Linked DNA regions of Homo sapiens: regions 2 and 3 are each linked to region 1. Evidence: chromatin contacts called from ENCODE Hi-C or POLR2A ChIA-PET data. All regions are on one chromosome and are shown on one strand. Each heading gives the region's core, a stretch centred on a gene start or an enhancer-like site at or near the end of the contact. The rest is flanking DNA. Distances are from core to core; before and after follow the strand shown.

Evidence for each region. A loop is a pair of places that touch in the nucleus more often than their neighbours do. ChIA-PET counts read pairs that join two places held with the same protein, here RNA polymerase II (POLR2A). Pooled maps may share reads with other maps.
Region 2: a map of PC-9 shows a loop between it and region 1 (5-fold over the local background). The contact joins two enhancer-like sites. A Hi-C loop is called at or near these places in 2 of 168 maps with a recorded cell type or tissue (PC-9 and heart right ventricle) and 2 of 50 pooled maps. POLR2A ChIA-PET finds 5 or more read pairs at or near these places in 11 of 52 experiments (A549, CD8-positive, alpha-beta T cell, Caco-2 and 8 more).
Region 3: a loop to region 1 is called in a map of Right ventricle myocardium inferior, with 4 times the contacts of the local background. The contact joins two enhancer-like sites. A Hi-C loop is called at or near these places in 2 of 168 maps with a recorded cell type or tissue (PC-9 and Right ventricle myocardium inferior) and 2 of 50 pooled maps. POLR2A ChIA-PET finds 5 or more read pairs at or near these places in 11 of 52 experiments (A549, AG04450, Caco-2 and 8 more).

The regions. Positions count from the first base shown.
Region 1 is chr17:4,475,152-4,478,159 of GRCh38, forward strand. All of the region lies in intron 8 of SPNS3 (SPNS lysolipid transporter 3, sphingosine-1-phosphate (putative)), which reads left to right. Among named protein-coding and RNA genes, the nearest start is that of SPNS2-AS1, 22 kb to the right of the region's middle. RefSeq lists an enhancer at 1,331-2,199. Within about 2 kb of position 1,382, at least 9 of the 41 ENCODE cell types and tissues checked have a DNase peak (open chromatin) inside an H3K27ac peak, as active enhancers do; they include PC-9, where a contact is called at or near this core.
Region 2 is chr17:4,513,058-4,516,246 of GRCh38, forward strand. SPNS2 (SPNS lysolipid transporter 2, sphingosine-1-phosphate) reads left to right here. Exons shown (of 13, transcript NM_001124758.3): 2 at 190-255. Among named protein-coding and RNA genes, the nearest start is that of SPNS2, 16 kb to the left of the region's middle. RefSeq lists an enhancer at 1,145-1,802. Within about 2 kb of position 1,940, at least 10 of the 41 ENCODE cell types and tissues checked have a DNase peak (open chromatin) inside an H3K27ac peak, as active enhancers do; they include PC-9, where a contact is called at or near this core.
Region 3 is chr17:4,535,967-4,539,315 of GRCh38, forward strand. It overlaps SPNS2 (SPNS lysolipid transporter 2, sphingosine-1-phosphate), which reads left to right. Exons shown (of 13, transcript NM_001124758.3): 10 at 110-208; 11 at 297-460; 12 at 934-980; 13 at 1,487-3,069. The coding sequence ends at 976. MYBBP1A (MYB binding protein 1a) reads right to left here. Exons shown (of 26, transcript NM_014520.4): 26 at 2,938-3,349. Among named protein-coding and RNA genes, the nearest start is that of MYBBP1A, 18 kb to the right of the region's middle. Within about 2 kb of position 1,850, at least 13 of the 41 ENCODE cell types and tissues checked have a DNase peak (open chromatin) inside an H3K27ac peak, as active enhancers do.

The DNA of each region.
Region 1 (3,008 bases), core at 132-2,631:
TTCTCTTGGTCTGGAATGGCAGAGGCCAGGGGCTGAGGGGCTCCATGTTTCTCAGGCTCCAGGCAGTGTTCCCAGGCCCTATCTCCCAGAGGGATCTAAGTCAGGGTGCAGGGAGGCCACACAGACTCTGAGGAGACAGGGGCAGAGTCAGATTTCTGTTTCGGAAGTCCCCTCTGGGGCTGGTGTCTGGAGGGATGGTGGGGCCTGGGAAACTGGGGAGGAGATGGCCGGGGAGGCCTGGAGTGCACTGGCCAGCGGCCATGGGCAGGAGGAAGAGGCAGATTCGAGGAACGTGCGGATGCAAAACGGACAGAAATCAGTGATGAGGGGAGTGAGGGTGAGGAAGGCATGTAGGGACCCCCCAACCCCAGCGTCTGGCCTGGGTGATGGGGAGCAGGTGCTATTCCTGAGCCAGAGGGGATCAGCTCCGGCAGCTTGCTGGTGACCAGTCCGCGCCTGGGGCCTGTCTCCTGGCTGGCTCAGCCACACTGGGCAGGAACAGAGATGTTTGGGGACAGGGGAGAGAATGAGTTTAGGCAGCTGTTCAGTGTGAGGTGCCTGTGGCCGTCCAGGAAGGACCTGGGACTGCAGAGCTGAGATGCTCCTGTAGGAGCAGCTTCGAACAGTCAGCTGAATTCTACAAACCAGGGCCCTTTTTGTGTGTTTTCTTTGCTTTTGAGTTGTGGAGCCCGGGTTTGAACTGCTCATGGAAGCCACTGAACGCTAGGACCCAGCATGCACTGGCCTGTGAGGAGCCCCAGTGCAAAGCGGGGTTACCATCTTAACAAGCAGGGGCTGCTGGTGCTGAAGGGCCCTGGTGGAGCATCTGGGGCACCCTGGCGTCGTACCGTTGGGGAAACCAAGGCCCAGAGGCGGGGACCACCCCAGGCCCGCTCAGCAAGGCAGGGTGGGGCTGCGCCCGTCCACCCCAGGAGGTCACACCCCTTGGCTGTGGAGCCCCTCCTGGAGCTGAGTCAGCCCTGGTGGCCGCTGCCCCGGGAGACTGTAATTACAGGATTAGAAGGTGGCCTCTCCGCAGCTGAGCCCTTTGCCCCTCAAAGCTGCCAAGTGGAGACGAGGATTTGTTGGTGCGGTGCCGGCCTCCAGGTGTGTCTGAGGAGACCTGGCATCGTCGGGCGGCTTCTTCAGCCTGAAAGGCCCCATTGTAGCTGCAGCCTCCCTCTGATGGGCTCTATTTTGGGGCCGGGATCCACCCTGTCCCAGCTGGAGGAAGGAAAGGGTGTATTTCAGCATGTCCTATGGGTGTGGGGTGGCCGGGGAGAGCAAAACGGGGAGCTGGTTGGGGGACAGCGTGCCTGGGCTGCACAGAGGTCACAGAGGCAGACGCTGGCAATGTGAAGGGGGGAGAGGCCTGGAGGGCCAGGTGCAGGTGCCCGGAAGAAGTCAGAGGGAGATGGGTGTGAGTCGGGCTGGGCTTTCATGTGGCCCCAGGAGGCAGCTGGCAGACCCTGCTAGGCTGGAATGTGGATCCGCAGCTGCCCGGGCCCCGCCTGAGACCTGCCTGCCAGCGACTTCCTGATTCCTGCCCCTGTGGGTGCCCGGCCCCATGTCCTAGGCCTGAGGGAGACCCACCTGCCCTCAGGGGCCTCTCAGTTTGGGTGCCAGGGACCAGGCACTGCAGTCCCAGGGGCTGGGTTAGGCCAGGAGAGCGCATGGCTGCTGGGACTCCTTGGCTGGTTCTGCTCTCCCTCCACCAGAGCTGGGCCGCGTTCCTGTCCCGCCCGGCATGGTGGCCACATCCCAGCTCCTTGCCTCCGCTCCCGTGGGTCCCCGGCTGGCGTGGTCTTGTGGCTGTCCTGGGCCCGTCCTGATCCTGACTGTCCTTCAGGGCTCTCCCTGGCGCCACCTCTGTCCAGGGGCCCCCTGCCCATCTCGGGGTGTCCTCTGATTCCCCAGTGCTAGCCTCACCAGGTACTGTGGATGCTGGGAACCCCCACTCCCCTCTTCCCCCCGTGGCCTCTTCAACCTCACCATGCACAGGCCATCACGGCGTGGGGGGTGGGGGGCGCTCACCAGGACGTGGCTTGATGCATGCCCTCTGGCCTGAGTTTGTCTGTGAAATGGGTGTAATGACGTCTGCCTTACAGGGCACCTGACCTGAGGGGTTAGACAGGGTCACAAGAGAGGACAGGGCTGGTGCGTGGCAGGTGTTTGGGTGGCAGTCCTTCAGGTCCTCCATCCTGGGTGCTCCCTGGCCACTGATCATCAGGTCTCTGGGTGCCTGAGCCTGGGCTACCCTGGGGACAGCCCCGTGATCCAGGAATGACTAATTCCACCCCTGCAATAAGCTCTTGGAAGCTTTGAGAAATGAGACTCTTTTTTTCTCTCTTTCTTCTTGCTGCTTCATTAAACTCTTCTTGAGTGAGGGGAATGAGGATTGTCCTAATCCCTTGGCACGAGGTGAAGGCAGGGGGCGTGTTCTGGGCTTGTAACCAGAGGACACTGGGAGCAGGGCTGGGGGTGGGCACTGGGCAGGGGCCGGAAGCCTCACATTCCAAGCAGGCTTTACCCAGGGGCAGCTGGTGACCCCAGACAAGCCCCGTCCTCGACCAGGCTCGGTTTGACTGTCCGCATGATGGGTGTACCAGGCCTCGCCCACCTCCCTGTGCTGCTCCAAGGGAAGGGGATGGCCCGGAGGGTCCTTTGGTGGGGTGCCTGGGGCTGGGCACGCTGGCTGGCACACGGTAGGTGCCTTATCAGTGTATACGGACTTTTGGGGAAAACAGAGGAGGGGTGGACAGCCTCCGAGTTGTCTTTTACTCTTTGTCCTCTAAAGTCTGTTTTTTTTTCACTTTTCCTTTTTTTTTTTTTTTTTTTGAGGCGGAGTCTCACTCTGTCACCCAGGCTGGAGTGCAGTGGTGTGATCTCGGCTCCCTGCAACCTCTGCCTCTTGGGTTCAAGCTATTCTCCTGCCTCAGCCTCCTGAGTAGCTGGAACTACAGGTGTGAGCCACCACACCCTGCTAATTTTTGTATTTTTAGTAGAGA
Region 2 (3,189 bases), core at 690-3,189, 38 kb after region 1:
AGGACAGGAGGTCCCCGGGGAGGCAGGAGGGAAGCCTGGGAAACCTGGGCAGGGTAGAGGTCGCAGCAGAGCAGGAGTGCCGCAGATATGGCCAGGCTGGGCCCTGCAAGGCGGGAAAGAGGCTGGGCTGGTCTGTGGGGACACCAGCCATCAGACTCGGCCAGTGAGCACCCTCTGTCTTCCCTCCAGGCGTCCTTCTGGACATCCAGCAGCACTTTGGGGTCAAGGACCGAGGCGCCGGCCTGCTGCAGTCAGGTGAGGCCCACCTCCCACCTTCCCCCCCACGCCCAGGCGTTGGCGTCGTGGGTCCTGTCCTGTTGGTCGTCATCTGCCACCCGGTCTGTCTTCCCCTGTCCTGACTCCTGGAAAGAGAGTGGGCTTTGCATCCCAGTCTCACTATTGCCACCTGCCAATGGCACTGCTTCTCTGAGCCTCTGCTGCTTTTCTTGTGTAACAAAATGAATAATACCTGCCCTGAGGGGCTATGGCAGGTAAAGGAGAGTGCAGGCAGAGGTTGCAGAGGTGAACTTTCTCTGGGTCCTGGGGCCTCATCGGGACCCAGTGATCCAGGCTCCCTCCTGAGGCTGGTGCAGGGAGCTCCTTAATTCAGTAAGTTGGGCAATGCCAGCAGAGCCGTGGTGACCCTGTTTTTATCTCCTGCCCTCCCCCACATTCCTTCCAATATCATCAACCCTGGGAATCGCCTCTTAGGTGACGAAGCAAAAAACTCCAGCTAGTCAGCCCCAGAGCGGTTCCCAAGCCCGGGGCAGGCGCCTGAGAATCTGGGCCCTGGACTGGACGTGGGCCTGAGGTTCCCTACCACCCTCTCCCCTGGGGCCCAGGCTTCTGATGGGCTGCCAGAGCAGGGCCTGAGCCCCCAGGCTGCTGGAAGCTGGGCCGGGACAGTGTGGGAGGCCATTAAGCACTTATGGCAGCCCACCAGCCCCTCCCTCCAGGGAGCGTGCCTCCCTTGTCCCTGCCTTCCCCATGACATGGCCCTGTGGGAGCTGGGCCCTTGGCTCCCTGGCCTTCCCACTGGCTGAGGCCATGTTGGCGATGCTCTTAGCAGCAACCTTCAGGCCTGGGCAGAGACTAAGGCCAGTGCTGCCACTCAGGGCTTGGGGCGGGAGGCCTGGTCCTGACTCTGCCCTAGTCATGCTGTGTGGCCCCAGCCTGGATCCTGCTTTCTCTGGGCCCTTGGCCCTGGAGTCCATCTGGCTGTGAGCCCCCGTCAGATGCAGGATGAGGTCCCCATGGTCTGCATTCCAGTCCAGTCGGTGAACCCCTTCCCCTGCCTGGGCCCTCCTGGGAGGGAGGGGGTGGAGTGAGCTCGTTCTGTCCAGGAACCTGCCTGACCTGTCTAAGTGGCATTCCAGTACTCACAATCCCTCCCGAGCTCACAGAATGCCACAGCCACTCCCCCCACCTCCCTTCCTAGCTGTCCTTACAGCCCAGATGGGGACTTTGGGGCTCAGAGAGAGGGGTTGCGATGGTTCTCAGGCTCAAGTGAGACTTGACTGTTCTAGGATGGGGCAGGGCCGTGCGGTCCAGTATCCCCTATAGGTGGCCAGGTCCCTGCCCTGGCAGACATCATGTTTTCCCAGGCCATGAGCCCAACGCCTCCCCTACCCCTTCCTGGGTCTCCCTGGCTAGGCCAGAATAAGTCTGCCTGCCCTGCCGCCTGAGACAGGTTCCTCTAGCCCTCTGGGCTGTGTGCATGCAGTGACCAGCACTGCAGCTGGGAAATGGAGTTCCAGCCACATGGGCGCATGGGAAGGAGTGGGCTGCCAGGCTGGCAAGGAAAGGGTGGGAGAAGGCCTAGCTGCCCAACCCCCGCCCTGTGTGGCCCCTGACTCACTGGGGACCTGGCCCGAGCCTCATCCCCCTCCTGGTCCCGGCCTCACTGCCTCATCTGGAGCAAGGCTCTACCCCACGCATCCTCCATTTAATGACCACTGAGCATGGTCGGGGCCAGCACAGCCCAGGGAGGGGGCGGGAGGTACAGGGAATGGTGGGGAGGGTCACAGGCCGGGCAGGGGGTTGGGGGCTCGGCTCAAGGCAGGTGTGAGGGTTCCCTGGTTCTTTCTGCGGTTCTGTCCCAGGCTGGCTTCTCGGGCTCATGAAAGAGAAGTCACTCCGTCCCTCCTCATCCCGGTGGCCTGGCTGGAGGTGGACAAAGCACACACAGGCATTGTCTTGTTTCATTCTTCCAGTAACCCTACGGGCTCTGTTTGTCAGCTGCACTTACCAGATACAGGGACAAAGGCCCAAGACAGGGAAATGGCTTGCTTGAGGGCTGGCAGTGGAGAGCAGCCGGCCTGGAATAGGGACCTGGGCCTCTGCCTCTGCTGCCCATAGGCTGGGGGGGAGCCTGGATACCTGGCATCTCAGTGTCCCCAGGGCGGGTGCCTCTGGGCCATGGTGAGAATTGCCAGCATTCTGAGGGACCCTCTAGTCTGTACACCATGGCCCTCACCTGTCACCTACCCCGGCACAGCTAGGATGGCTCCCCAGGGTGCCCTCACCCCTTTGGCCACCTAAGCCAAGAAGCCAGTCGAGTAGACCATGATGTTACTCAGTGGACAACTAGGCAAGTCACATAATTGGCCTGTGTCCCAGGCACCTGTGCCTTCCCCAAGCCCGATAAGGTCGGAGCCAGGTGGAGGGCGCCAGCCAGGTGTTGGTGCTTGCCCAGATCAAAGGGCCAGGGCTGAGAGCTGGGCTGCCTGCTTATTTGTGGCACCAGGGGCTGCTGGGCCAGGAGACAGGGAGTGGGGGTGGCTGAGGGTTAGGCCTGGGCTTGCCCCTGCTGTTTCCCTCTTGGGACCAGGCAGGAAAACTGCTGAGGATGAGCCCACTTTCAGCAGCCCCTTTGCAGATTAGATGGCTGCTGGTTTGGACCTGGCCCCTGGACCCCCTGCAGGAGCCATATCTCAGGCTCTCTGAAAGCCCACAGCAGAATTACAGCTCATAGGCTGGGCGCCTATGGCTTACGCCTATAATCCCAGCACTTTGGGAGGCTGAGGCAGGTGGATCATCTGAGGTCAGGAGTTCGAGACCAGCCTGTCCAACATAGTGAAACCCCATCTCTACTAAAAATACAAAAATTAGCCAGGTGTGGTGGTGGATGCCTGTAATCCCAGCTACTCGGGAGGCTGAGGCAGGAGAATCGCTTGAAGCCAGGAGGCG
Region 3 (3,349 bases), core at 600-3,099, 61 kb after region 1:
AGGAGTGAGTCTGAGGGTGTGGGGGCTTCAGAAGTGCCACGGCCCGGGGCCAGGGCCAAGCGCGTGAGCCTTTCTCCTCTGGCCGCTGACCTGCCCGCCTGTTCCGCAGTACGTGGTCATCCCCACGCGGCGCGCCACTGCCGTGGCCTTGCAGAGCTTCACCTCCCACCTGCTGGGGGACGCCGGGAGCCCCTACCTCATTGGCTTTGTGAGTAGCCCCGGGGTGGGGCTGGCCAGGGCAGGCTGGGGGACTGCAGGAGGGCTCTGCCCTGACATCCACCCCCAAATCCTCGCAGATCTCAGACCTGATCCGCCAGAGCACTAAGGACTCCCCGCTCTGGGAGTTCCTGAGCCTGGGCTACGCGCTCATGCTCTGCCCTTTCGTCGTGGTCCTGGGCGGCATGTTCTTCCTCGCCACTGCGCTCTTCTTCGTCAGCGACCGCGCCAGGGCTGAGCAGCAGTGAGTGGGGGGGAGGGGAGGCCCTGCTGCACCGCCGGGAAGCAGGGACCGTGATAGCCACCGTGAGCCCTGCCCTGGGGTGGGGCGGGGAGGGTACAGACCTCCCATGCACTCAGTGCACCCACTGGTTGCTGGGGTCCAGCCCTGAGGCCCAGTGCCAGGGTCAGCCTGGAGCTGTGGGAGGCCACGGGGGTGTCTGGTGGATCCAGACTTGGGTTTGTCTCTGGACTTAGTGGTTTTCAAAGCTGGGGCCCCTCCCCTTCCTCTTACTTTCTGACTTCTTTCTCCTTTCCTCTTTACTCCTCTCTCTCTCCTCTCCCCACCCCTGGGCTCTCCCATCTCCCCCTGGGGCTGACGAGGTCCCTGCCCAGCACCTCCGGTCAGCTGGCCCCCACGACACGATGTGCCAGAGCAGTGCCCGGGCCCGGCCCCCGCTGATGCACCACCCTGACCCCCGCCCGTCTCTCCCCCAGGGTGAACCAGCTGGCGATGCCGCCCGCATCTGTGAAAGTCTGAGGTGGTGAGTGCAGGCCGGGAGGCACGTGGGGGCTCCCTAAGGAAAGGGGAAGGCCAGGGTTAGGCAACAGGGAGCACTTTTCCTCCAGAGTCACCTCCTACCCCAGCACATCCCACCAACTCTGGGCTTTGTCTCTGAAGATGTTGCCAGAATTTACTGATGGAGCCATGGGTGGGACAGCAGGCTGCTCCTTCCAGTAAATTAGCTCCCCTTTCCTTCCTTTCAAGGGCTGGGTGGGGCCTCGCATAGATCAGGGCCAGGACTGGCCAGGAACTCCTCACTCTGTCCGGACTTCTGTTCTCCCAAATCCTCCTGGATGTACCAGGGCCTGACTCCTTGGCCCTTCCCTCTGGGAGTTATAGCTTCCCAGCAGCACGAGACCCAGGGTCACAGCTGCAGGTCCAGGAGAAGGCTTGCGTCTCCAAACAGCAAGAAAAGGGAAGGAGGGAGGGCAGCCTTGGCACAGGCCCCACTAAGCCCCACTGCTGACCTGACACCCCTTTCCCCAGGTGCCATTGGGACAATGAAGAACCCACACTCCCACCTCGTCTGGGAGGTGTCCTACAGCGTCCGGGACCGGCTGGGCTGCCCCAAAGCTTTCTGTGTGATCCACGGCTAGGCACCCACCCTCTCTGGCCCAGGCCTGCTGAGTGGCCCTGGCATCAAGAAGAGGCTGTGTCCTCAGTTACCCTGGAAGGATGTGTGTGTTGGAGCCACACGGTTGGACAGGTTCCCAGCCCTAGGTTTGGGCCGCAGGGCCCCTGGGGCCAAGGAAGAAGACAGCCCCAAGTGGGTGTCCGGGGAGAGCCTGGCCTGCCACCAGCTTATGTGATCTTGGGCAAGTCCCTGCCCTCCCTGGAACGAAGGGCCAGGGGGCTGGACTTTCCCACACAACTTGCTGGGCAAAGCACGATCTGCAGCTTTGAAGACTCAACAGACCCTGGACCATACGGAGAGCAGGTGGCCCAGGCCTCAGGGCGGCAGTCCCGGCTTTGAGGCTCACGCGAGGGCCTGGTATGCAGGGACCACTGCTCAGCTGGGCCTCGGACCTTGGGGATATTGGACGCAACCTGGCAAATGAAGCTGGGCGCCCAAGTCTCTGGGTACTCCCTGGAGGACACTGTCTCACTGTCTCGGGTTGGCTCCCAGCCTGGAGGTCCCAGATGGGGACTGTTCTGACAAGCTGGCATCACCAGGGGTGAAGGCCCTGGCTGCAGCTGTACACCACCTGTGCCCCCAGGCTCAAGGTCTCTGGCAGGTGCACACCAGCCCAACTCTGCAGGGCTTCTCTCCCTGCCACCACCCCCCAAGCCAGGACCCCACTCCTTCCCCGAGGCTGAGCTGAGCCTTTTCCAGGGGCAGGGCCCAGGAGACCATTCCCAGAATCCATGGGGCAGTAGCCAGGGCTCCGGCTGCTGGAGGAAGCAGCTATCCACAAAGCTTCCTGCCCCAGAGCTGAGGCTGAGGCCCCGGGAGAGGCGGCCCCTACCCAAACACTGGCTGCTGGCATTCCACCAAGTGACCCCAGGGGGGGGCCAGGCCTTCGATCACCCACCTCCCATCCATGCACACACCAGGATGCAGCTGCCAACTTCACACCAGCCCCAACCCGCTTTGGGGGAGCTTAGCCCCCTGCGTCACCCACTCCCTGCACTTCTGCTGCAATCAAGGTGGTTCTGGTGCGGGGGTGGGGTGGGGGGTGAGGCCTTGTGGCCAATGGGGGACCCCCCAAGAGCCAGCTTGGACAATGCTCTTCTTGCCCCTTAGTTACTGGCTGGCTGTGGCTTCAGTGGTGTGTAAGCAGGTGGAATACTCACCCACCAAGCTCTGGGGTACCCCGAGGGCCTGACAAGAGGATGGGGTGGGGGTGGCATCCTCCAAAGACCAGCCTCCACCCCCACTCCAGCCTCAGCGGGGCCCCAGCGATGTTTTCTTGTTGTACAAGAACCAGGTCCGAGTGTTGCCTCCTCTTCCTTCCGGAAGCCAAACTGCTCCTTTATTTTTTAGAGCTGCTGATTGTGAATCTCAGAGTCTTAAGAGAGAAGCCAAATATATTCCTCTTGTAAATGAAGAAATAAACCTATTTAAATCACCCCCTGGTGGCTCCCTCACAGCAAAAAAGCCTGGGGGCAAAGAGGTGGCAGGCACGAGAGATGGTCACACCTGCCTGCAGCCAGCACATCAACCTGCACCAACCCAGGCAAACACCAGAGCCCTGGACATGGCCCTGGAGCCAGGGTCCCAGCCCAGAACCGGGGGTGGGGAGGTCTCTGCACCCTGGGACCCCTGCAGGAATGGCTCAGGCTGTGCTTGCCAGAGCAGGATGCCCGGGCAGGCGGCAACAGCCACCCTCCCCAGTGGCAGCGCCTTAG